2 separate regions of the Homo sapiens genome follow, and region 2 is linked to region 1. A link is an interaction called in ENCODE POLR2A ChIA-PET data of the cell type or tissue named here. Cell type or tissue: GM12878. All regions are shown on one strand. Each heading gives the region's core, and the rest is flanking DNA. Links, peaks and the distances in the headings are about the cores only.

Evidence for each region. ChIA-PET counts read pairs that join two places held together with the same protein. Peaks named below come from ENCODE experiments on the same cell type or tissue, not always from the same donor. Only the 100,000 strongest peaks of a DNase experiment are listed, where the experiment ranks them.
Region 2: POLR2A ChIA-PET joins it to region 1 with 6 read pairs; 2 of 35 experiments call an interaction of 5 or more read pairs at or near these places.

The regions. Positions count from the first base shown.
Region 1 is chr1:6,356,786-6,369,025 of GRCh38, forward strand. The region is part of intron 1 of ACOT7 (acyl-CoA thioesterase 7); the gene reads right to left. Among named protein-coding and RNA genes, the nearest start is that of ACOT7, 31 kb to the right of the region's middle. RefSeq lists enhancers at 315-1,282, 1,983-2,162, 2,273-2,322, 2,343-2,572, 7,762-8,261 and 2 more. In GM12878, for the core only: a CTCF peak has its summit at 6,433 (motif pointing right); no DNase peak of the experiment used is centred there; H3K4me3 peaks cover 5 bases; H3K27ac peaks cover 570 bases.
Region 2 is chr1:6,816,415-6,828,654 of GRCh38, forward strand. It overlaps CAMTA1 (calmodulin binding transcription activator 1), which reads left to right. Exons shown (of 23, transcript NM_015215.4): 2 at 3,767-3,836; 3 at 8,678-8,796. Among named protein-coding and RNA genes, the nearest start is that of CAMTA1, 37 kb to the left of the region's middle. In GM12878, for the core only: no CTCF peak of the experiment used is centred there; DNase peaks (open chromatin) are centred at 4,587 and 6,257; H3K27ac peaks cover 2,138 bases.

The DNA of each region.
Region 1 (12,240 bases), core at 3,609-8,608:
GCAGGCTCCTATAATCCCAGCTACTTGGGAGGCTGAGGCAGGAGAATTGTTTGAACCCAGGAGGCGGAGGTTGCAGTGAGCCAAGATCATGCCATTGCACTCCAGCCTGGGCCACAGGGTGAGACTGTGTCTCAAAAAAAAAAAAAAGGACGACGACGACTACACTTTTGTGGCTGGACGCAGTGGCTCACGCCTGTAATCCCAGCACTTTAGGAGCTGAGGCAGGTGGATCACCTGAGGTCAGGAGTTTGAGACCAACCTGACCAACATGGAGAAACCCTGTCTCTACTAAAAATACAAAATTAGCCAACCATGGTGGCACATGCCTGTAATCCCAGCTACCTGGGAGGCTGAGGCAGGAGAATCGCTTAAACCCAAGAAGCGAAGTTTGTGGTGAGCCAAGATCGCGCCATTGCACTCCAGCCTGGGCAACAAGAGCGAAACTCCGCCTCAAAAAAAAAAAAAGTCAGTGCTAAAATGAAAACATTACTACGTGAAACCCAGGGTAACCAGGGGTAGGTGAGCCTTGCTTCCTTTACTCCATGGTGGAAGCTAAAGTGCCCACCTGAAGGTGCACAGCCAGGTAAGGGTCTGGGGTATAGGCAGGTCAGGCCCACACGGGGCCTGCAGGGCAGGCGGCTCATTACTGCCCCCTTCTGACAAAGGCCTCAAACCAGAGGTCAAGCACCAGGTGCGTGTGCTCCACCCTCACCTCAGCTGGAAAGCTGGGTGGGACAGAGGTGTCTGGGCAGACTGTCCCCAGTCATAGGGCTGCAGATGCCACTCATGGCTGGGGGCCACCACCTGGGGCCTGCAGACACTCGGAGCTTCCTTCAGGAGCTCAGCAGAGGCTGCCTTGGCCAGGAGTAGACAAGGGACAGGGGTTGCCCTTCCCGGAAGGAAAGGAGAAGCGGGTCTCCTTATGGCATGGGGGGCGGGGGCCTCACACCAGGCAGCCTTGAGGGACAAAACAGGCACGTGGATGGGTGTGGGGCCTCAAAGTCCAGGCACAAGCACACATAAATGCCTCCTCTTTCCATGGGGGACTCTGCCAAACAGAAGCTCAAGCAGCCCTGCTTCTCCTCTTTTTTTTTTTTTTGAGAGGGAGTCTCGCTCTGTCACCCAGGCTGGAATGCAGTGGCGTGATCTTGGCTCTCTGCAACCTCCACCTCCCGGGTTCAAGTGATTCTCCTACCTCAGCCTCCCAAGTAGCTGGGATTACAGGTGCGTGCCACCATGCCTGGCTAATTTTTGTATTTTTTAGTAGAGACGGGGGTTTCACCATGTTGGCCAGGCTGGTCTCAAACTCCTGACCTCAGTTGATCCACCTGCCTCGGCCTCCCAAAGTGCTGAGATTACAGGCGTGAGTCACAGAGTCTGGCCCCTGCTTCTCCTCTTTGACTTGCTGCCTAAGGCAGTTCCGGCGAAGTCCCTTCAACCCACAGACACGCCACTGCATCTCCAGAAGAGGGAAGGGTGGGAGGAAGGGCTGTGCCAAGGAAAGTTCCAGCAGCACTTGCAGGCCCCCAAGCAGGACGGGGGAAGAGGCCAACAATGGCCCTGAGCTCCCAGCCTCCATTTTGGCCAGGGGCAGGGGACTGACCCAGGAGGCTCCTTGTGCAGCCCACAGACCCCCCCTCCACCGCAGGTAGGAAGCTCAGCAGCGCTGGGAAACCGCAGTGAACCCAGCCCAGCTGAAGGGAGCAGAGGGAAGCCACAGGAGCAAGGCTGGAAAGAAAACCAGGTGCCTTCCTCCCTGGGGACTAGAGCAGGCAGGGGAGTGCCCTGGTCCGTCAGGGGACCCCAGCTCACGCAGGCCTGCACTTCCTATCCCAGCTTCGGCTGACCACCTAATCTTGGGGGTCAGTAAGAGCCAGGCCAGGTGGGTGCCCTACTGCCCTTCCTGGCTGCATGACACCAGCCAGCCTGCTGGGCACAGGGGCCGAGTCCCCTCTACCCACCCTTCCCTTCCAAATGTCCCTAAACAATCCACCCACAGTGGCCCCTGCACGGCCTAGACATGCCCATGACTGGCAGTACCTGCTCAGCTGGAAAGCCATGGTGGCTAGGACATCCCAGGATCAGATGCAGAGAAAGGCGAGGGAGCAGGGAAGCATCACAGAGTCCTTGCCTGACCCAGGACTGTCCCAGCTCCCTGCCACACCGGGCTTGGTGGGGAGCACCCCCCACCCCCAGCTTCCTGAGCTGCCCAATCTGGCCAGGAAGAGGCTGCCTCGCCAATCCAGAGCGTCTACCAGAAACCGGTCGTCATGGAAACCTTGCTTTATAAATAATTACAGAAGAAGTAATTCTGTGAGCTCTTCTGGCTGCCATGCCAGGAGATCAGGAAGGCAGAGGGGCCGCTGCTGAGCGGCCTCAGGGAAGCGGCTATGAGGCTCTGCCTTCTCTGACAGGGCACAAGACCCCCTAGTCTTTCTCCAGGGTCTCAGCCAAAGCCAGGTCTGGCCCCACTGCCGCCTTCTAGAGCTCCCTGAAATGTAGACAGGGGAGGAAGGTCACAGGCCAGCAAGGACTCCAGCAGGTCCAAGCCTGCATCCTGCTGATGGAGCTGGCATCTAAAGCCTGTCCCAAGGGCCAGCTCCCTGGCTGAAGCAAAGTGGACAGGCGGTCCAGCCTCCCCTCTCCTCAGGCCACACCCCTGTCCTTCCCCACTCCCCCTCTTCCTTCCCCCAACCCCTGCTTCAGAGGATGCCATGCCTGTCTTGGGGCTCAGCAACTCCACTACCCTTCCTCCACTCCCGCGGGCTCTTAGGCTGCCGGCTGCCACCTGTGGGCCCTGTGCCCCCCAACCCGTACTCTCTTCACTCCGCCTCCCCTTCTACTGGGTGTCAGGAAGAAAGAAAGAGGCCAAACAATCACAGCGGCCAGGGTGCAGGCTACAGGAGGCCCAGTGCAGGAGGCGGGATGTGTTATCACCACAACCTCCCCCAATGCTGCCCCCACCAGGGCTGCTTTCCCAGGAATCCTGTGACCAGCAAGGGAAATGGAAAGTCCCCAGCCAGAGTGCAGGCCGCACAGCCTCAACCAGGCTGCACCCGCCGGCCTCTGGGCAAGTTTCACATGTTTAGTTGTGAAAGAGAAAGTTAGGGCAGAGAGGGCTGATTAGGCCACTCCCACTGGAACAGCCGGCCCTTATCAAGGCCCTTATCAAACTGCCAGAGCCTGGGCTTATTCTATCTAACCAGCTGGCAGGCACTGAGCCTGGGAAGTCACTCTGGTAAAAGTTAAATAGGTAAATTATTACTAAAAGGATGTCCTTTCACCTATGTGCAAAAATAACAAGTCCTAAAAGGACAAGTCCTCTCACCTATGTGCAAAAAGAAAGAAAAAGTCATTTTCAGCTTACAAACCCCACACGCACTGGGTCCCACAGGGAGGCTGGTGCTGCCCCCGCCCAGGGATGCTTAATGTCTAGAAGCCAGCAGAGGAGAGGATTCTAAAGGGATCCCACCGACCCAAAATGTCTGCCCGGAGGGGAGGTCAGAGGGCTGAGTCTGGCCCAAGCCTGGCAGCTAACCCTGGCTGAAAATGCCCCCTGAGCCCTCCCCACCCAGGCAGCCTGCCGGGGCCCAGGCCCGGGCCATCAGCCTCCTCAGCCCCCTGGCTGCCCATCTCGGCCCATCTTCCTGAGTAGCCGGCATCCCAGGGCCAGGGTCTTGAAGCCACAGCGTCTCCCACCCTGGCACACAGGACAGGTCCTCCCAAACACACTTCCCTCCCCTGACCCCAAATAGCCCATAGTTCCTCTCAGCTCCCAACTCACTGTTTGGCCTTCTCCCCAAAACAGGCCCTGTCGACTTCCTTTCTGAGGACGTTTAGTGACAAGCTTCTCCGAAGCAGGAGCATCGTCTCCCCACGTCTCCTGTCGGCTCCCTCCAGAAGCTGCAGCCAAATGGAACTCAAGGAATGAGCCTGGGCCCCAATACTGTGCCCTTTGGACTTGGCCTCATCCCTCCAGGCGGGCATTGCTGCCTCCCTAAGCAACCCTTCCAGCTGGTCCCAGTCCAGGTGTGCTAGGCCCACCACCCACCCCAAATCAGTGAGGACCTACCAGGCTTCCACAGCAACACAGATTCAAGCCACAACCAGATGGTCCCGCAAAGAGGAAGCACTTCTCAGATAGCTTAGCCTTATGAGTAAATAATCTCAAAGTTAAACAACTACAAGGTGCTATTTCCCATCTAGTAAATTAAAAATCATTTTAATTGACAAAACGAGATGTCTAGAAATGTTCATAGCAGCATTATTCACAACCACCCAAGGATGGAAACAACCCGGTGTCCACCACGGATGGGTAGGTAAACAAAATACGATAAATCCATACAATGAGATATTATCTGACCATAAAAAATGAAGACCTACAGATCCACAGTAATGCACGGACCAGCCTTGAAACCACCCTGGGTGAAAGAAGTCAATCACAAAAGGTCACACGCCATCTGATTCCATGTATATTAAATGTCCACAACAGGCAGATCTACAGAAACAGAAAGTCAGCTGGTGGGGGGCAGGGGCTGGAGGAGGGGAAATGGGAGTGACTGCTAATGCGTGCAGGTTAATTCCGGGGGTGATGAAAATGTTCTGGAATTAAATCGTGCTGGTGGCTGCACAGCCTTGTGAATCCATTAAGGTTCACGCAGAATTGTACAATCAAAAAGGGTAGACTCAATAGAGTTATAGCTCAGGAAAGCTGTTATAAACTACAAACAAGGCAGGGTGGAGTAGTTCACGCCTGTAATCCCAGCCCCTTGGGAGGCCGAGGCAGGCGGATCATCTGAGGTGAGGAGTTTTGACACCAGCCTGGCCAACACGGTGGAACCCCACCACTAGTGAAAAGAAAGTTAACCAGGCATGGTGGTGTGCTCCTGCAATCCCAGCTACCAGGGAAGGTGAGGCAGGAGAATCACCTGAACCCAGGAGGCGGAGGTTGCAGTGAGCCAAGATCACGTCACTGCGTTACTGCATTCCAGCCTGGGCAACAGAGCGGGACTCTGTAAAAATAAATAAATAAATAAACTACTAACAACTGGATGCCAGAAGCTGTGGCCCCTCCCTACATAAGCACTGGCCATGTGGGTGACACATGGCAGGAGCCCTCGAAACGCTCTTACCTTTGCCACAGAAAGGCACTCCCAAAATCTAAAGAAAAACACACACAGCTTGGCAGAGATCTGCAGATGTGGCATCCATCTCTAACCCAAAACAAAGTAGAACTGGCTCAGTAGGCTGTGAGCATCCCTAAAAACATGCTCGAGGTTGTGTCTGGTTTCTACTTTTCTGGGGAAAAGACCCAGTTTTCTGCAGCTTTCAAAGGCATCTGGAAGCTAAAAAGTCAAGAGGTGGGCTGGGCATGGTGGCTCACGCCTGTAATCCCAGCACTTTGGGAGGCCAAGGCGGGCGGATCACCTGAGGTCAGGAGTCTGAGACCAGCCTGGCCAACATGGCAAAACTCTGTCTCTACTAAAACTACAAAAATTAGCCGGGCATGGTGGTGGGCGCCTGTAATGCCAGCTACTTGGGAGGCTAAGGCAAGAGAATCGCTTGAACCCAGGAGGCAGAGGTTGCAGTGGGCCAAGATTGTGCCATTGCACTCCAGCCTGTGTGACAGAGTGAAACTCCGTCTCAAAAAAAAAAAAGAAAAAAAAAAGTCAAGAGATGGCAGCACCTCTTCCCCCATCCCTCCCATACCTACCCAGGCAGCCAAGCATATAGAAAGAAGGTAGGAAATGAGACAGGCACCTAGAACTCAAAAGCACACTGAGCCCAGCTCATCAGAGGGCACTCGGAAGAGAGAATTCAAGGAGAACTCCGCAACGACATGCCCTAGAATGGGAGGCCACATCCCTCTCCCCAACCGAAACTCACTGCCTCATGCTAGAGGAAGCTGGTAGGGTCAGAAACTTACATCCAGGCTCCAGAAAGATCTCTCAGAGCTCAATGTGAAAAAAACAAATGACCTTTGGCTAGGCGCGGTCGTGCACGCCTGTAATCCCAGCACTTTGGGAGGCTGAGGTGGGCAGATGGCTAGAGCTCAGGAGCTGGAGACTCTTCTAGGCAACATGGTGAGACCCCATCTCTACCAAAAATCCAAAAAAATTAGCCGAGCATGGTGGTGAGCACTGCGGGTGGCAAGCCATCCAGGTGCCGAGGCAAGAGACCAAGGGCATGAGCTTTTCCAGTATAATAAAATATATAAAACAGTAAGAATTATACTAGATCTAGATCATAGACGTGATTATATATGAATATCATTAATCATTAATTTGTAGCAATTACTCTTTATTCCAATATTATAATAATCCTCGCTCTATAATCATAACCTAGGAAAAACCAGGCTATACAGAGATGGGAGCTGAGGGGACATGGTGAGAAGTGACCAGAAGACAAGTGCGAGCCTTCTGTTATGCCCGGACAGGGCCACCAGAGGGCTCCTTGGTCTAGCGGTAACGCCAGCGTCTGGGAAGACGCCCGTTGCCAGGCAGACCGTGGTTCCAGCAGTAGCGTCAGTGCCAAAGAAAAACACCCGCCACTTAGCAGACCAGGAAAGGGAGTCTCCCTTTCCCCCGGGGAGTTTAGAGAAGACTACTCCTCCACCTCTTGTGGAGGGCCTGACATCAGTCAGGCCTGCCCGCAGTTATCCGGAGGCCTGTCTCCCTGTGATGCTGTGCTTCAGTGGTCACGCTCCTAGTCCACTTTCATGTTCCATCCTGCACACCTGGCTCTGCCTTTTAGATAACAGTAGCAAATTAGTGAAAGTACTAAAAGTCCCTGATATGCAGAAATAATGGCGTAAGCTGTCTCTCTCTCTCTCCCTCTCTCTCTGCCTTGGCTGCCAGGCAGGGAAGGGCCCCCTGTCCAGTGCACATGTGACCCACGTGACCTTACCTATCATTGGAGATGATTCACACTCTTTACCCCTCCCCTTTTGCCTTGTATCCAATAAATAACAGCACAGCCAGGCATTCGGGGACACTACCGGTCTCTGCATCTTGGTGGTAGTTGTCCCCCGGGCCCAGCTGTCTTTTATCTCTTTGTCTTGTGTCTTTATTTCTACAATCTCTCATCTCCCCACATGGGGAGAAAAGCCACCGACCCTGTGGGTTTTCTGTGGTCCCAGCTACTCAGGGGGTCCCAGCTGCACCTGTGGTCCCAGCTACTCAGGGGGCTGAGGTGGTAGGATCACTTGAGCTGGGAGGTCAAGGCTGCAGTGGGCCAAGATTGAATTCCAGCCTGGATGACAGAGCGAGACCTTGTCTCAAAAAAGGCTAGATGCAGTGACTCACACCTGTAATCCCACCACTTTGGGAGGCTGAGGCAGGAGGATCACTTGAGCCCAGGAATTCCAGGCCGGCCTGGGCAACAAGACGAGACTCCACCTCTAGAAAAAAAGAAAAGATATTCAACATCATTAGACATTAGGAAAATACAAAAGTAACATCTAAAAGCAATTATCGGCGAGGTGTGGTGGCTCACACCTGTAATCCCAGCACTTTGGGAGGCCAAGGCAGGTGGATCACCTGAGGTCGGGCGTTCAAGACCAGCCTGACCAACATGGAAAAACCCCATCTCTACTAAAAATACAAAATTAGCTGGGCGTGATGGTGCATGCATGTAATCCCAGCTACTCGGGAGGCTGAGGCAGGAGAATCCCTTGAAGCCGGGAGGCAGAAGTTGCAGTGAGCCAAGATCATGCCATTGCACTCCAGCCAGGGTGACAGAGCAAGAGACTCTGTCTCAAAAAAAAAAAAAAGCCCAGCATTTGGCCTGGCGCAGTGGCTCACGCCTGTAATCCCAGCACTTTGGGAGGCCGAGGTGGGCAGATCACGAGGTCAAGAAATCGAGACTATCCTGGCCAACATGGTGAAACCTCATCCCTACTAAAAATACAAAAATTAGTTGGGCGTGGTTGCGCTCACCTGTAGTCCCAGCTACTCGGGAGGCTGAGGCAGGAGAATCACTTGAACCCGGGAGGCGGAGGTTGCAGTGAGCCAAGATCACGCCACTGCACTCCGGCCTGGGGACAGAGCGAGACTCCATCTCAAAAAAAAAAAAAAAAAAAAAAAAAAATTAGCCAGGCATGGTGGTGGGAGCCTGTAATCCCAGGTACTCAGGAGGCTGAGGAAGCAGAATCGCTTAAACCCGGGAGGCAGAGGTTGCAGTGAGCTGAGATCGCCCCACTGCACTCCAGCCTGAGCAACAAGAGTGAGACTCCGTCTCAAAAAAAAAAAGGAAAGGAATGAATAACTGATACATGCAACCATGTGGATGAATCTCCAAGTAATCGTGCTGAGCAAGGGAGGCTGGACAAAAAGAGAACTGTGCAAGTCCATGTTTATAAACTTGGAGGAAACACAAACTATAGTGACAGAAAGCAGATCAGAGGTTGCCTGGGGGCAGGGAGGGACCAGAGAAGCAGAGGGCCTCAGCAGGGTGACAGGTCTGTTCACAGTCTCGGTCTTGATTGTGGTGAAGGCTTCACAGGCTCACACAGGCATACCTCAGAGATATTACGGGTTTGGTTCCAGATCACCGCAACAAAGCACACATTGCACTTTATAATAAGTCACATGATTTTTTTGGTTTCCCAGTGCACGTAAAAGTTACACTGTAGTCTATTAAGTGTATAATAGCATTATGCCTTAAAAAAAAGTATATACCTTCATTTAAAAACACTTTATTGCAATCGGGCATGGTGGCTCACACCTGTAATCCCAGCACTTTGGGAGGCCAAGGTGGGTGGATCACAAGGTCAGGAGATCGAGACCATCCTGGCTAACACGGTGAAACCCCATCTCTACTAAAAAACAAAAAATTAGCCCGGCATGGTAGTGGGCGCCTGTAGTCCCAGCTACTCGGGAGGCTGAGGCAGAAGAATGGCGTAAACCCGGGAGGCGGAGCTTGCAGTGAGCCGAGATCGCACCACTGCACTCCAGCCTGGGCAACAGAGCAAGACCCCATCTCAAAAAAAAAAAAAAAATTTATTGCTAAAAAATGCTAACAATCATCTGAGCCTTCAGTGAGTGGTATTCTTTTTGCTGGCAGAGTCTTGCCTCGATGTTGATGGCTGCAGACTGATTCATATTGTTTTGGGGTTTATTTTTTTTTTTTGAGACAGTCTCATTCTATAGCCCAGGCTGGAATGCAGTGGCACGATCTTGGCTCACTGCAACCTCTGCCTCCCGGGTTCAAGTGGTTCTCCTACCTCAGCCTCCCAAGTAGCTAGGATTACAGGCACGCGTCACCACGCCCAGCTAATTTTTTGTATTTTTAGTAGAGACAGGGTCTCACTATGTTGGCCATGCTGGTCTTGAACTCCTGACCTCAGGTGATCCGCCCACCTCAGCCTCCCAAAGTGCTGGGATTACCGCCCGGCCTGCAGACTGATTAGGATGGCGACTGCTGAAGGCTGGGATGGCTGTGGCAGTTCCTTAAAATAAGACAACAATGACATTGACCACATCAATTGACCCTTCTTTCCACAAAATATTTCTCTGGGCCAGGCACGGTGGCTCATGTCTGTAATCCCAGCACTTTGGGACCCCGAGGTGGGAGAATCGCTTGTGCCCAGGAGTTCCAGACCAGCCTGGGCAATATAAGGAGATGCTGTCTCTAAAAATAAAAATTAAAAAATTAGCTACTCATGGTGGCACTTGCCTGTGGTCCCAGTTACTTGAGAGGCTAAGGGTGGGAGGATCCCTTCAGCTCAAGAGGTCAAAGCTGCAGTGAGCTGTGATTGCACCACTGCACTCCAGCCCGGGTGACAGAGTGGGAGCCTATCTCAAATAAAAAAAAAAAAAAAGATTTCTCTGTAGCATGCAATGTTTGATAGCATTTTACCCACAGTAGAACTTACTTTTTTTTTTTTTTGAGACAGAGTCTCACTCTGTCAGCCAGGCTGGAGTACAGTGGCATGATCTCGGCTCACTGCAACCTCCGTCTCCCGAGTTCAAGTGATTCCCCTGGCTCAGCCTCCTGAGTAGCTGGGACTACAGGTGTGCACCACCACACCAGGCTAATTTTTTGTATTTTAGTAGAGATGGGGAGAACATGTCAGCCAAGATGGTCTCGATCTCCTAGACCAGCCCAGTAGAACTTTCAAAAGTGGAGTCAGGCCGGGCGCGGTGGCTCATGCCTGTAATCCCAGCACTTTGGGAGGCCGAGGCAGGCGGATCACGAGGTCAGGAGATGGAGACCATGATGGCTAACATGGTGAAACCCCTTCTCTACTAAAAATATAAAAAAATTAGCTGGGCATGGTGGCAGGCACCTGTAGTCCCAGCTACTCGGGAGGCTGAGGCAAGAGAATTGCGTGAACCCAGAAGGCAGAGCTTGCAGTGAGCTGAGATCGCACCACTGCACTCCAGCCTGGGCGACAGAGCGAGACTCCATTTCAAAAAAAAAAAAAAAAGTGGAGTCAGTCCTCTTAAAACCTATGTTGTTTTATCAACTAAGTTTATGGAATATTCTAAATCCTTTTGTTATGGGATCTTTGGGGTATCCCTTTTCTGGCCAGAAACCTCTGTGTCTTGTGGCACCTTTGCCTAAGTTTTGCTGGGGCCCACTGGGCTTATTCCACCCACTCAGCCTGGCAGGCTGCGCTTGGCTCATGCTACCAGCCTGGAGCTCCCATGCCTGCCAAGGACAAGCCTGGTGTGGAGCAGCGAGCAGTGTGTGAGTGAGCATGGAGTACGGCCACTGCACAGTCAGACATGCCAGCTGCTGCTGCAGGGCAGGCAGCTCCAGATGCTGGCACAGGTGCTGGTTCTCTGCAAGGCTGCACCTGGACCAAGCGCACCTCAAGCAGCTTGCCTGGTTGGCACACGGGAATGCTGTGGTGCCTGGAAGCTTGGTGACGCCAGGAACTGCAGGGCCCCAAAGAGGGAGTCACAACCCTGACTCAGGGAGCTCCCAGGTCTGGACTCCCCAAAGGGCCACAGCTCTTCTTTCCTTCCCTTCACTGGCAACGTGGCAAGAAGGGGCATGTTTCAGCCCTGTTTGTGTTACAGTTCTTTCAGCCTCACCATTTGGCAGGTCCCGAGTTCTTGCCCTGTGACCAGGAAGAATGAGGTACGCAGAAAAATGGAGAGTGAGCAAGACAAAGAGGAGCTTTATTGAGTCACAGCCAGGTCATCCCAGTGAGTGTTCAGCTCTCAGCAGAGAGGGTAGCTCTTCTTTGCAGCTGGTCATCCTGTCATCTTTCTGTCCTCTGCTCTAGTCTGGCTGAGTCCGGGGTTTTTATGGGCCTCAGAGTGGAGGAAGTGTGTGTTGACTGGTCCATGGGTGGGCCAGCAAAAAGCACCACAAGCTTCCCCTCTGGTCCTCGGGACTGGCCAGCCAACCCCCAGGCTTCAGGCCCTCCCCAGTTTGAAGGTGAGGCTTCACTGGGGACCAGACCCCTTCTACCCAGGAGCCTGTCTGTCTCTCGCCACTGTTCATGGCATCCAGGCTGTTTGTGCCAGCCTATCCTCAGCCCCCACTTGGCCTCCCTCCCATGCCTGTTGGTGCCCAAAGTCTGAAGGGCACCATCAGCAGGGTGGGTGCGGTGGCTGCACCGCAGTCCAGGTCCCCAAAGTGAATGCCGCTCCCACTTCCCGCCCCAGGGCCCTGAAGCATAACCCAAGCTCTGCATCCCAGGCCCAGCCCCCACACTCCATATGCAGGTGCAGCATCACCCCAGGCCCAGCTCCACCTTGGGGCCCCTCTCTGCCCGCACCTCCATGCCCAATCATGCTGCTTCCCCACCAGCAGGCAACTCAGCCTGGCCCCGTTGTGGTGGCTCCCAGGGCAGTGGGCTCTGGGAGACTCCCAGGGGTAGACTCCAGGGACTGACTATTTCCTCTGCACACCCCTCCCCACAGTGAGAGCGGGTAAGAGCTCTGACACTGAGCCAGGGTCTGGAGCGGCAAGGCTCCAGGCCTGGGAGCAGGTCCTGCCTGGCTGTGCAAGGATGGGGGCGGTGCAGTCAGCTGCCCGGGGAATGCAGGGCACAGGGGACCCACTGCTGCCACTGCTGCTGCCACTGCTGCTCCCACAGCTGCTCCTGCCACCACTGCTTGCACCACCCCACTGCACCTGGCGTGAGGGCAGGGGTTGCTCCAGATGGCCCACCATTGCCATTACTTTCTTGTCATTTCAGCAATGTTCATGGCATCTTCCCCAAGACTACATTCCATCTTAAGAAACCACTTTCTTTTTTTTTCTTTTTTGCTCTGTTGCCCA
Region 2 (12,240 bases), core at 4,029-9,028, 460 kb after region 1:
TGTTAGGTGCTCCTTTAATAGTTGTAGAACAAATGGAAGGAGCTACCATAAAGAAGGATGTGTTCTGTGAGAGGAAAACACAGGCTACTCTAAAGGTACCCTGTGGGCGAGAGGCTTCCTGAAGGGTGAGGGGTCTGAGTTGAAGTGCAGAATCAGCGGGGGAGGTGCTTGAAGACCTGCTTCTGAGGAAGGACTTGAACCCAGATCTGACTTGAAAGCTTGTGCTTTTCCATTCCACTGTGTTGTCCTGTGGACACAGTGGCTCACTGATTTGCCCGGACTTCTTAGTAGTGAGTGGTGGACTGGAACACACCACCGCGGCTCTGCAGGTGCTTAAGGCCAGCCCGCCTCCCTCTATGGCAGAGCCGCCCCAGTATTGCAGACAGGCGCCTAGAGGGAGATCAAAACACGAAGTTGTCCTGTGAAAGTTCCTGGCCCAGTGTTTGGCACAGGGGTATCTAGTACAAGGTAGCCCTTTCTTATCATGGAAGTTTTTTTGTGCTTTGGCTTGTTTTGAGAACCTATGGTTTTCAAAGATAGAATGACTTGATTTCAGTTTTAACTTTGGTTTCTTTCCTAGTTAACTATGGAGACTTCATTATGCAGTGCTGTGGAGAGAGTGTGATTGGTTTTTGTCTATGATATTTCTGTGTCATATGTTATTTTAGTGCCAAGTTCTTCCTGTTATTTCAGATATTCTGTCACTGATTTACTTATTGTTAGACTTTGAAGTTGGGTATAAAAATCCTTTTTTATGAAGCTATTCATTAGTGTGTCCCACTGAACCAAAGTGATTTTTAAAAACTTTTCACCTAAGACCATTGTTAAGATATCTCAAATGGTAATCTTATACCGTCAGTTTTTGATAATAGGAAGCCAGGAAATGTTAAGCCTTGAATGTAAGACATTATTTTTAACATCGTAAAATTTCAAGTTTTAATTCAGAAACTAAATTAAAATGAGGTATTACATTCATGTGATTAGTGGGCTGTTACTGGTGACTCTTAAAGATGTTACAAGAAGTCAGCGTGCTGCTGACTTTTCCCCTATTGGAGATCTTCCCATGAACCACTTTTCCTAAGGTATGATGATTCCATGCTCACAGTCATGGGTAGAAAGTAATGTTGGATTTTCCAAAGGATACATGAATTCCGAGCCTTGTCTAGTCTATAGGGTGAATCCTTGGACATGACTGTTACCACAGATGTTATCATAGTTAACTACTTTTTTTGTTTTTGTGTCAGGGTCTCATTCTGTCACCCAAGCTAGAGTGCAATAGCATGGTCATGGTTCACTTTAGGCTCAAATTCCTGGCTCAAGTGATCCTCCCACCTCAGTCTCCTGAGTAGCTGGGGTTACAGGCGTGAGCCACTGTGCCTAGCTCAGTATACTACTATTGGTTAAATTGGAGAGGGAAACAGTCCTAGAACAAGAGTTTTACAGAAATAGAAAAGAAAGAATTAAGGAGCTCATGGTTATCCTGGTAGCTAGGAGTCACATTATAGAGAAAGACTTTATTTATATGGACCCTGAAAACAATTTGACTTCTGAAGCACTTGATCATGGGCATAAGGGAGAGGAAAATTAATAATTCTTGGAAGTCAACTTTAGTCAGATTGCAACATTTTTTGGCATAAAAAACTCAGGCGCGGTGGGTCATGCCTGTAATTCCAGCATTTTGGGAGGCCGAGGCTGGCAGATCATTTGAGGTCAGGAGTTCGAGACCAGCCTGGCCAATATGGTGAAACCCCATCTCTACTAAAAATACACAAATTAGCCAGGCATGGTGGCGGACACCTGTGATCCCAGCTACTCAGGAGGCTGAGGCAGGAGAATCACTTGAACCTGGGAGGCAGAGGTTGCACTGAGCTGAGATCCCACCACTACACTCCAGTCTGGGCAACAGAGTGAGACTCCGTCTCAAAACAAACAAACAAACAAATAACAACAAATAAATAACTCAGGCAATCCTGTTTGTTCTTAGAAAATGTTAACATTGTTAAAGCTCACCCTCATTAACTATGGTAACAATAGTGTTTTGTATTTGGGTGGTACCTTTGAATTGAAAGCACTTGGGTATGTATTACCTAATCCTCCTCCTGCCTCAGAGAGAAGGAGAGAGAAGTATCCACCCGCCCTTTTTGGATGAGGTAGTACAGAGAGGTTGAATTACTTTCCTAAGGACAGCTAGTAAATGTTAGAACTGAACTCTTTATATTTTATTTTAATTAATTAATTTTTTGAGACAGGGTTTCACTCTGTCATCCAGGCGGGAGTGCAGTGGTGTGATCATGGCTCACTGCAGCCTCAACTTCCCGGATTCCAGCAATCCTCCTACCTCAGTCCCCCCAGGTATCTGGGACCATAGGTGTGTTGCCACCATGCCTGGCTAATTTTTGTATCTTTGGTAGAGGTGAGGTTTTGCCATGTTATCCAGGCTGGTCTTTAACTCCTAAGCTCAAATAATCCACCCGCATTGGCTCCGCAAAGTGTTGGGATTACAGGCATGAGCCACCACATTTATTTATTTATTTATTATTATTATTTTTAAAGATGAGGCCTTGTTCTGTTGCCCAGGCTGGAGCAGGAGTGTAGTGGTGTTATCATGGTTCACTGCAGCCTTAAAAGTCCTGGGCTCAAGCGATCTTCCTACCACAGCCTCCTGAGTAGCTGAGACTACAGGCACAAGCCACCATGCCTGGTAGCTTTTAAATATAAAATGTTGAGGGTGGTTGTTGAACTTGTAAACTATCTTTGGTTTTCTAAGTGTATAAATATGTGGTTTATAATGTAGGATGAATAATCTAAAATTTTATTTAATACTGCAGCCAAACAAAAAAGATATTTTTAGGACTGAAAATAATTGGCCGTCAATATTCAAAAAATTTTCTTTTTTTTTAAAAAGTTACCGTTGTGTAGGTTTTAGGTGAAATCTTTAATTTTATCTGAGTGAAGCAGCCTGACAGCCAGAGACCTTGTTTCTTTCCTGTTAACGGAATTCCCCTTGATTTACTTGCCATGCCATAATACTAGTTGGCGCTCTGCACATTTTTTGGGTGAGTCGGGTGTTGGGTTTATTGTTGGGAAATGGTTAAAAATGTTGTTGGTGTTGACTGAGCTTCAAAATGAATATGACATTGGTTCTTAGCAAAAATTTCCTCTATGTACAGCACACATACTTCCCATTTAAACAAATTACACAAGTTATGCATGTTCATCAGCACAGACCTTTTCTCACATATGTATCTAAAATTTTGAAGCAGCCTTAAGCTTGCAGTGCAAAGAACGGTTTCCCCCTGAGCCATTTGAGGATAAATTGCTGATAAGTTCCATCACTCTCAAATACTTGATCATGTACTTCCTACAAACAAGAACATTCTCCTCCATAACCACAAGAACAGTAATCACAACCAGGAAGTTAACACTGAGACATTCCTACTCTCCAGTCCTAAAGTCCTGTTGCTGTTTGCCAGTTGATCCAGCAATGGCCTTTGTAGAAAAATATCTAATCAGAACCTTGGGTCATAACTGGTTGTCTCTTCAATCTCTTAATACAGAAGAGTTTTCAGTCCTTTTAGACTTTCATGACCTTGACACTCTTGAGGATTGCAGGCCAGTCATTTTGTGGAATGTTCCTTGATTTGGATTTGTCTGATGTTTCCTCATGATTAGATTCAGGTTTTGCATCTTGGCAGGAATATCACAGAAGAGCCAGATTATATCTTTTTGAAAGATTAGTTTTACATTTTATTTTCTGTTTCCTTAGAGCGTTTCCCAAAGTGTATTCTGCGGAACTAGCACCTACTGTGTTCTCAACACCGTGCCACCTATAGAAGGTAGGATTTGAAAAAGCTTTTGACTTACAGGAAGGGGTGGGCTTGGCAGTGGCAGTAATTATCATCTAGTACAGTGGAAACAGCCTTCAGCCCGGACTCAGAAGACCTGGGTTCTGCACTTAACTGCTGTGTGATCTTAGATGAGTTACTTAATCCTTCTGGGGTAGCAAAAAGAATGCTCTCCTCATAAAGTTTCTGTGGAGATGAAAAAAGGCAAAAGATTTAATCACACGGAGAAATCAAAGCACTTAACAAATGTTTGATACTAATACAACACTTCTGTAATTCTAGTGTCCAATACCAGGTGACTTAGAGTAGGAGCAGTGTGGTATTTTGGGAAAAGCCACAGGTCATGTTTGAATCCCAGCTGAGCCACTCAGCAGCTGTGGATCTTGGGCAAATTAATCTGAGCCTCATGTTCCTCCTCTGTAAAATGGGAGTAATTAAGCCCTTGTGTTTTATCGTGAGGATTAAATGAAAGAGTGCAATGTAAGATCCTTTCTGGGTGCCTGATACACAGTAGAGTCCCACAAGTGCTTACTCCCTAATAAATAATGGAAAATAGATTTACTTAATCACATGTACCTCCAGTTGGAATTGAATGAAGTAGAGGAGGAGAGAATGTCCCAAAACCCAAATTGAAGTGATGGCTTACAGGGCTGCTGTGCCCTCACTTTATCTGTTCCCTCATACATATTTTTAGATTGAAAATGTAAATGTAGATAAACAGTGAGAAGTTTATTGAACCTGAGTTATGATTTGACCTAAGCCTGGACCCGAGATTTTGTAATATGATCAACAGGAAAAAGGTAAATCTGGGCTACCTAAAAATAGAAGCGGTAAGTTGATCATCACACAACTCTAAGAACAAGAAGGGGATTGTTAAATAGCAAAACTAATTATATTTTTCTACTTAAAAAGCTGTTAGTTTCTGTTTCTTTAACCTTTTAAAAATCTTTTGTAGAATTACTACTGGGTTTAATTCACTTTGGAGACTTTGGAAAAGAATAATGCAAAATCAGATCAGTGTTTGGCACATAGTGCTTAATTAATATGTATTTTGGATATATGGTGATTTGAAGGCCTTAGGTTAGTAATGGCTGTATTTGCTGCTGTGAGCATTATGCTGACTTGAATATAACAATATATGTTTATGTTTTCAGTTCCTATCCTACTAATTAAATCTAAGCACATAATAATTAGAGCTAAACAGAAAATTGTAGAGCTTCCTTTTGATTTTACTACTCCATGTTGTTGATCAAAGATATTCCCAATAAGATTTAGCAATTTGATACACTGTTATACCAAACTGTTTGAACAGTTTGGTCTAGAGTTTGAAAGATTAATCGTAATCAACTTGAATGAATAACAGTGTTCATCATTATTCATAGAACCAACATTATTTTTTATTATGAATCAAAGTAAAATGAATGTATCATTTCTAGATTAGTTAATATAGTTATAATTTACCTTGGCAGAAGTCACAGAATTTTCGAAGGAAAAGGTCAAATACATTTCTTTGGATTTAAGTAAAGGATTTGGCAATGTGAATCTCATTTTTTTGAAACAAAACATGAAAACAGTAATTCTGCTTTTTGTCTAAGTGAATGAGCATTTTTTTGCATATTGGAAAGTTATATTATACTACACCTTGTAGGTTGACTAGAAAGGATGGTTCGTTCTTTAGAATTAGAGTTGTCAGTCAAGCAAATCATCTGTCATTTTCAAGAGCCTCACTAGTTATTTTTTTATTGTGAAGTAGGTTAGAAAATTATTTTGTAAAGTCTAATACCATACACATATATTTTGTTAGATAATGATAATGAAGTGTTTTACTGTCATTTGGTTGACACTCCCACTTTTCAGTGTCAAAGTTCAACTATTTGTATTGAATACTGAATAATGCAGTGGAAACCAGTATATGCCTTAATTTTACTGTTCACTCAAGATACTATTATTAGGATTTGAAAACTGGTGCATGTGTTTAGTTATTTTATCATTCTTAGTTATCCCAAAACATTAAAAAGCAGATTTTAATTTAAAAACAGATTTTTATGCAGTATAGCCATGTAAAGTTCTTTTCCAGTGTAAAATCAAAGTTTCTCTGTATCCCACTTCACCTGTAGAAACACTGAAATTTAAAAATATGAGTTTTAACATTTTGCCTATTTGAAATTCCAGTAATTCTTTTCTCAGTATTAAACTCGCAATCCTTATAATGTAGTAGGAAAATTTACCCATTGTTATGTTTCTTAAAAACATCCAGTTTATATTCAGCGTGAACCTAAAATTCTGGAAATGGTACACTTTAAAAACTGATCAAGGGGAACCCACTGGCCAGTCATATTCCTGTTCCTTTTGACTCTGTGGCCACACCTCCGTGTAAAGTGTAATGTTTAGAAACTAGATTGAGAGAGTGCTTACACAGCCCTGCCCTTTGGTCACATTTACCACTGCCTGATTTGGTATCAGAGTGGAAGACTGAAGCCTTTTCTATAGCAGTTAATTGTGCTGTTGAGAAGAGTACCTTTATTACATAAATACCACACACACACACACACACACACACACACACAAACACACACACACGCACACTCTTTATATACCGCACAGTAGCTGGGTTCCTCGAAGAGGCTAAAAGAACAGAAAATTAACATCAGATTGTGATCACAAACATAGAAGCTGGGGTTTAAAACTCTGCTCGTAAGTGTTCAGAATTGTACTTCAAACTGATAGCTTTCTCAGAGATATGGCTATTCATATACAATTCAGAGCAAGCCCATCCATTGAGCAACCAGTATAGTGCCGTTTTCATAAAAGGTACCTGTAAATGTTGAATATTTGAATTGAGTATAGATTTTAGAATTTCACCTCTATTTTCAGAATTGTACATATCATGGGGGATTTTAAAAAATGGAAATAAAAGTACTTTAGGGGAAGAGAGAAGGGAGGTAAAGGCTCACGTGATCTGGTATTCTCTGCTTTAAAGTTTTATGGCCCGTGGAACCTCCCTCGGGAGGATGAAGTGCAGGGAGCATAAGCACATAAGATTACCGAGGTTTTATAGTGTGTAATTCATACAGAACTTTCTATGAACTTTCTTTTAGTTGAACAGTTTCCTTTTGGTTTCACAGGAAGATTTTTTGAAAGGTTTAATCTTATTTTCCTATTAAATTAAAATTTGAAATTCTTGAAAGCAGTCAGTTTTTAGGTTTTTAAAGTTTTTATACTGCTTATAGAAATAGAGGATGGGTATTATAATTCAATTGGTTATGTAGTTCATGGACCAAAAAAGATTTAGTATGCCAAAACTCTCTTAAGTTCATCTCCATAAAATCTTTCTATATGATGTAGTAAATTTTTTAGACTTTATTTCTATGCCCAATATTTTCCTTTTAAGATCTTTTCCTTGAGAAGAAGTGTGTTAATCAGATGAAAAATGTTTGGAGAGGATTTTGTGACCTTAGAAAATATTTTTTGTTCTTTGATGTTTTTCATCTGTTCAAAAAAATAGACTGTACTGAACAAAGCCGTAGTAAATAACTGGAAAAAGATATTGTTGTATTTCACTTTTAAGATTATTAACCAATGCCTGTATACTTATGTAAGGTTGCTTAATTGTAAGGCCTATTAAGTTATTTAATGACAGTAAATTTTATAGGGATTTGTGTCTGGAGAAGAATTAGAGATAATCTAATCTTGTTGATTTGGGAAAACTGAAACTATTAAGTAACTTACCCAAGGTCACACAATTAGAAAGTAGCAGAACTGGGCCAGATCTTGGACTCTTGACTCTGAGTTCAGTGTTATAAAACCTTATTATATCATGAAAAGTTGTTTCAACTGTGACTTACTGGAGCAAATTAAGTCTTTGATGTTTTAATGTGCAGCTCCTTAGTACCTAGTTATGTGTACCCTTTGTATATTGGGGATCTTATGTAGCATAAAAAGCCTGGGATGAATAATTTGTAACTTTGACCTAAATGTGCCAAAGCTTGTGAGAAATTTTGAGTCAGGCAAAGAAACTTTGTTATAGGAGTGAAAAAATAAATGATATGTAAGCAAACAAATGAGTGAAATAAATGTTATATAAAGGAAATGATCTCTTCTAGAAATCATCAGGTAGACTGATTATTAGGTAGTCAGACATACCATCTAGTCTGAAAGTAATTATTTTTTCTCTAACTCATTTAGAAGAGTTACATTTTGATGAAATACATTAATTATGTAGATATGTATATGTAAATCAAGTTAATTAAAATGATGATTTTATGTTCAGACCTAGAAAGGCCAGCTTCTGTATTACCTGAGTAGCTAACTGCAGGCTTAAATCCCTTATATTTATAAGATTTGTGATTTGCTTTTGAAAGGATAAATCTCTTTTATAGTCTAGGGGATGAAGTAGTATTTACGAACAAAATAGTCATATATTACTATAATTCTTCTTACCTAAGAAACTTAACATTTTTTCAACTGCTTAATAAAAGATTTTTGGGCTTTGTGAGGTTAATTTTATAATTTTTATGTGCTTCATCAAAACATGGGGAAAGAACCTTTTAAAATAACTTTCGGTTATGGGCAGCTGCGGGGATTTTCCCTGTTCACTCACATGTCAGGGAGCACAAGCCCGATCCTGTTTTAAATCCTCTTGACCAGATTCCTGCTGCCATCAATCTGATAAATGGGTAAATGAGTATTATTAACTAAGAGGAATAGTGGGGCCTCTGATGCTCTTGGTCTCACATTGACTAAACTGAGCTGCTATTTCTGACTTTGTCAGTGTACTTTAAAGGAGATTTTATCTATTATTTTCTCTAAATTTATTGTTTTCTTCTTTGTAGATGATCATGGGAACAGCAATAGTAGTCATGTAAAAATCTTTTTACCGAAAAAGCTGCTTGAATGTCTGCCGAAATGTTCAAGTTTACCAAAAGAGAGGCACCGCTGGAACACTAATGAGGTAGATAAGTTTCTTTTTTTAAGGGTATAATTATTTTAAGGGCAAATTTTTTAGGTTGCTTCACATAGTCCTACTTTATGTTAGCTTTAAATTTAAAATACTGATCTAGGAAATTGTAAATGACATTATTTAATCTGGATTTGACAGAAACCAACCAACATGTTTTTTGATCTGTCTCTGATCTGCTTGGCTTGCATTGAAAGATACACAATGTGCACGTTGACTTAACTAAAGTAGCATGAGTTTCTGTCTGTGTTTTCTTGCATTTTAGTGTCTTGCATTTAGTGGTTAACCCTGCCTGCATGCCAGTTAAACGTTAGTTGTTATGTCTTCATGAATTAATAAATATACAGTCCCACTGTTCCACAGAATGTGTAGTGTCTTGACAATGTGAATTTTTGTAGAGTTGGAAAGGGCAGGTTTCATAGGAGTGAAACAGCTTTTCGTCCTTTCTAATGAAGAAAGTTTGCTTAATGCTAAGAATTTTTATTAAGATTGAAGGCTGTACAGTAGATTATGTATTTAGCATCCAATTAGAAAGTAGATTTATGAAGTAGAATGAAAAAAGTTAATCATCTTGGATGATGTTTCCTTTTTTGGTAAATTTTAATCCAGGAGTCTTACTGTTAGGAGTGGATTGCTTTGTCATCTTTTTTATTTTGAAATCTGAATATTTCAATTTAAGGTAATACCCGTTTAGTGTGGTGATGAGAATTGGGTATACGTCCATCAATTTGGGAGTTATATTCCTTTAATTCAGATGGCTGGGGTTGCTGGTTTTGCCAAGTTCCATTTGTGTGCCTTGGCTCAACATTGATGTCCAAGTTAAAGCAAATTTAGCACCCTATCCTTATTGGACACTCAGTTCTGTTAAAAGACACAAGAAGAAAATAGTGCTGCCTATTGAGCCTTATTTTTTAAAGATTCTTTGGCGCTAACTACTTCCTGATTCAGAATGCTTTTGTTTTGCGTGGTGGGAGGTTATGTGGATAAAAGTCTCTTTCCTTATCACAGGTTAGATTTAAATACTCACTGGAACCTTACAGCTTTGTTAACTTGTCTCAACTGATTGTAAAATTCTTTGAAGGACTCTATGTTTTGATCATTTTCATAAATTACATTTTCCCGTCAGACAGAATGTTTTTGCTTTGACAAATGTTTGCTAGTTTAGAGGCCTGCTGTTTAACCAGTTATTTATTAACTATTTCAGACATTTTTAGACGTGAAAATGAAGTAGATATGCTTAAAATTAGTCTTAATCATAGTTTGTTACTCTTTCAGCAAAATAGTATTATATAATTTGGAAGCCATTTAATAAGTCGGAACTTGATTATGAATTATTTAAAAACTCAGTGTATTTCTTAGTATTCCCTGAAACGTAGATTTGATACCAAATTATTATACACGTTAGTTCTAGTTTATTTATAAATGTAACCCAACCCATAATAAGTATGTATTTTTCCATATTATATTTCCTGTGGAATTGGCAGCTTATTTATTTTATTTTTTCCCATGGACCCATGTCTTGTGGCAGTTTATTTTAACTATGATTTGACATTATATTTGAAACCAGAAATTGCTTAGTGAATTAAAATCAGTGGCCTGAAGAGTCTTATAAAGCTGGATGTAGCAGTGCTGGGAATTTAGTTGGTAGATTATTTCCATCAGTGGCTTCAAAACTTTTTGAAACTTTTCAGCATAACCCTTCAACTTTCACATGTTTAATAAAACCTCTAAATTATTTACATGTTGCACCTTACTAGTATATTAGATACGTTTTAAAGCATCCGATAAAGAATTTTTATAGAGGATGAGATTAAAAGAAAAAAATGAGAAGTTTTTCCTTATTTTCTTTCTGGACCTCAGTCCACATACTCCCTTGGAGGCCAGAGGCTGCCATAATTCAGATTACAGAGAGGAAAATGCATCCCATTCTCTCACTGGTGTAATGCAAATTTGAGGATCTAGATGGGAAAACGTGGATTGTTTTGCATCAGCTATCACTCATGCTGAAATCTAGGTAGAGGAGCGTATGTTCTGAAGGGTGGAGGCAGCAGGAGGTGGCACAGCTGATGGGTGAAGCCATGCAGCACCCTTTCCCTTGGGATGGGCTGTTCTTTCAGTTAATTGTCAGCTCAGCTGACAAAAGCTCCTATGAGGGAACTGAATTTACAGGTTGACTCATTTCTCTGTAGAGGACCTTGACTTTTTTCTTGTTTTATTTTTTGGCTTTGGAAAAATAGAGGAATATTAAGTGTGACAGCGAAGACTTACCCTACGAATTGTTAATTCTGCAGAATGTTATGTGGCGATGATAACCTGCTATTTTTTTTTTTTTAAACTGGCTTTGGTAATATAGGTGGAATAAAGCAATCAGCGGTGTTACTAAAGCACTTCTTTGATCTAGCTGGGAATTGGCATTTTCTTACGTTCTTCAGCCTGCCATTCTTCATGTTGACATGAAAACCTGAAGGAAACGTAGTTCAGTGGACTTGTTTCTCATTGGGGCTTTGTGGTCCTATGTCATGCTAAATCATATTTAGTCAAAATTGCCCGTGAAATCCCTTGACTTGCTCATAAAGTAAAGTTTAGTCAGACTGCCCTTATTAAGAGCCCGTTTTCCTTCCAGAGTTGGAATAGATTTCTGTGTTTTGGATGAGGACCACATGAAGTAGTTGGCTTGTATTTAGAAGCTGTGTTGTACAAAAACTCTATTTCTTAGATCCCACTGAAGGGGCTCACACTGGAAGAGGCGTGTGGGAATGCGCACAGTTGAGAGCACAGTAGATTTGTGTTTTCCATCTCACTCCCTGTACAGCATATGTTCACAAAGTAAGACTGGTGGCTCGAGCTGCCTGTATGAAATGTCAACTGTCATCTTTCTCTGTTCTCCATGTTCGTGTGTGCTCGCTCGCTCTCTCTGCTGGATGTGTACAGTTGAATTTCTGGGTATAATGTGACTCCTCTATACTAATAAGGAATTCCTTTACTCAGACCTGTGTTTAAATATTTGTGATTGTTTGAAAAAACCTTTTATACTGTGTGTGTTGTGAGTGAGATTGTGCTCATTCCATCCTTTTTTTTTTTTTTTTTTTTTTTTGAGGTGGAGTCTCACTCTTTCACCAGGCTGGAGTGCAGTGGCATGATCTTGGCTCACTGCAACCTCCGCCTCCCGGGTTCAAGCGGTTCTCCTGCCTCAGTTTCCCAAGTAGCTGGGACTACAGGTGCGTGCCACCATGCCCAGCTAATTTTTGTATTTTTAGTAGAGACAGGGTTTTACCATGTTGGCCAGGATGGTCTCCATCTCTTGACCTTGTGATCCGCCCACCTCAGCCTCCCAAAGTGCTGGGATTACAGGCGTGAACCACTGCACCCGGCCCCATCCTACCATTTATTGAGCACCTGTTCTTTACTACTGACTGGGTATTTTATATAATTATTTGT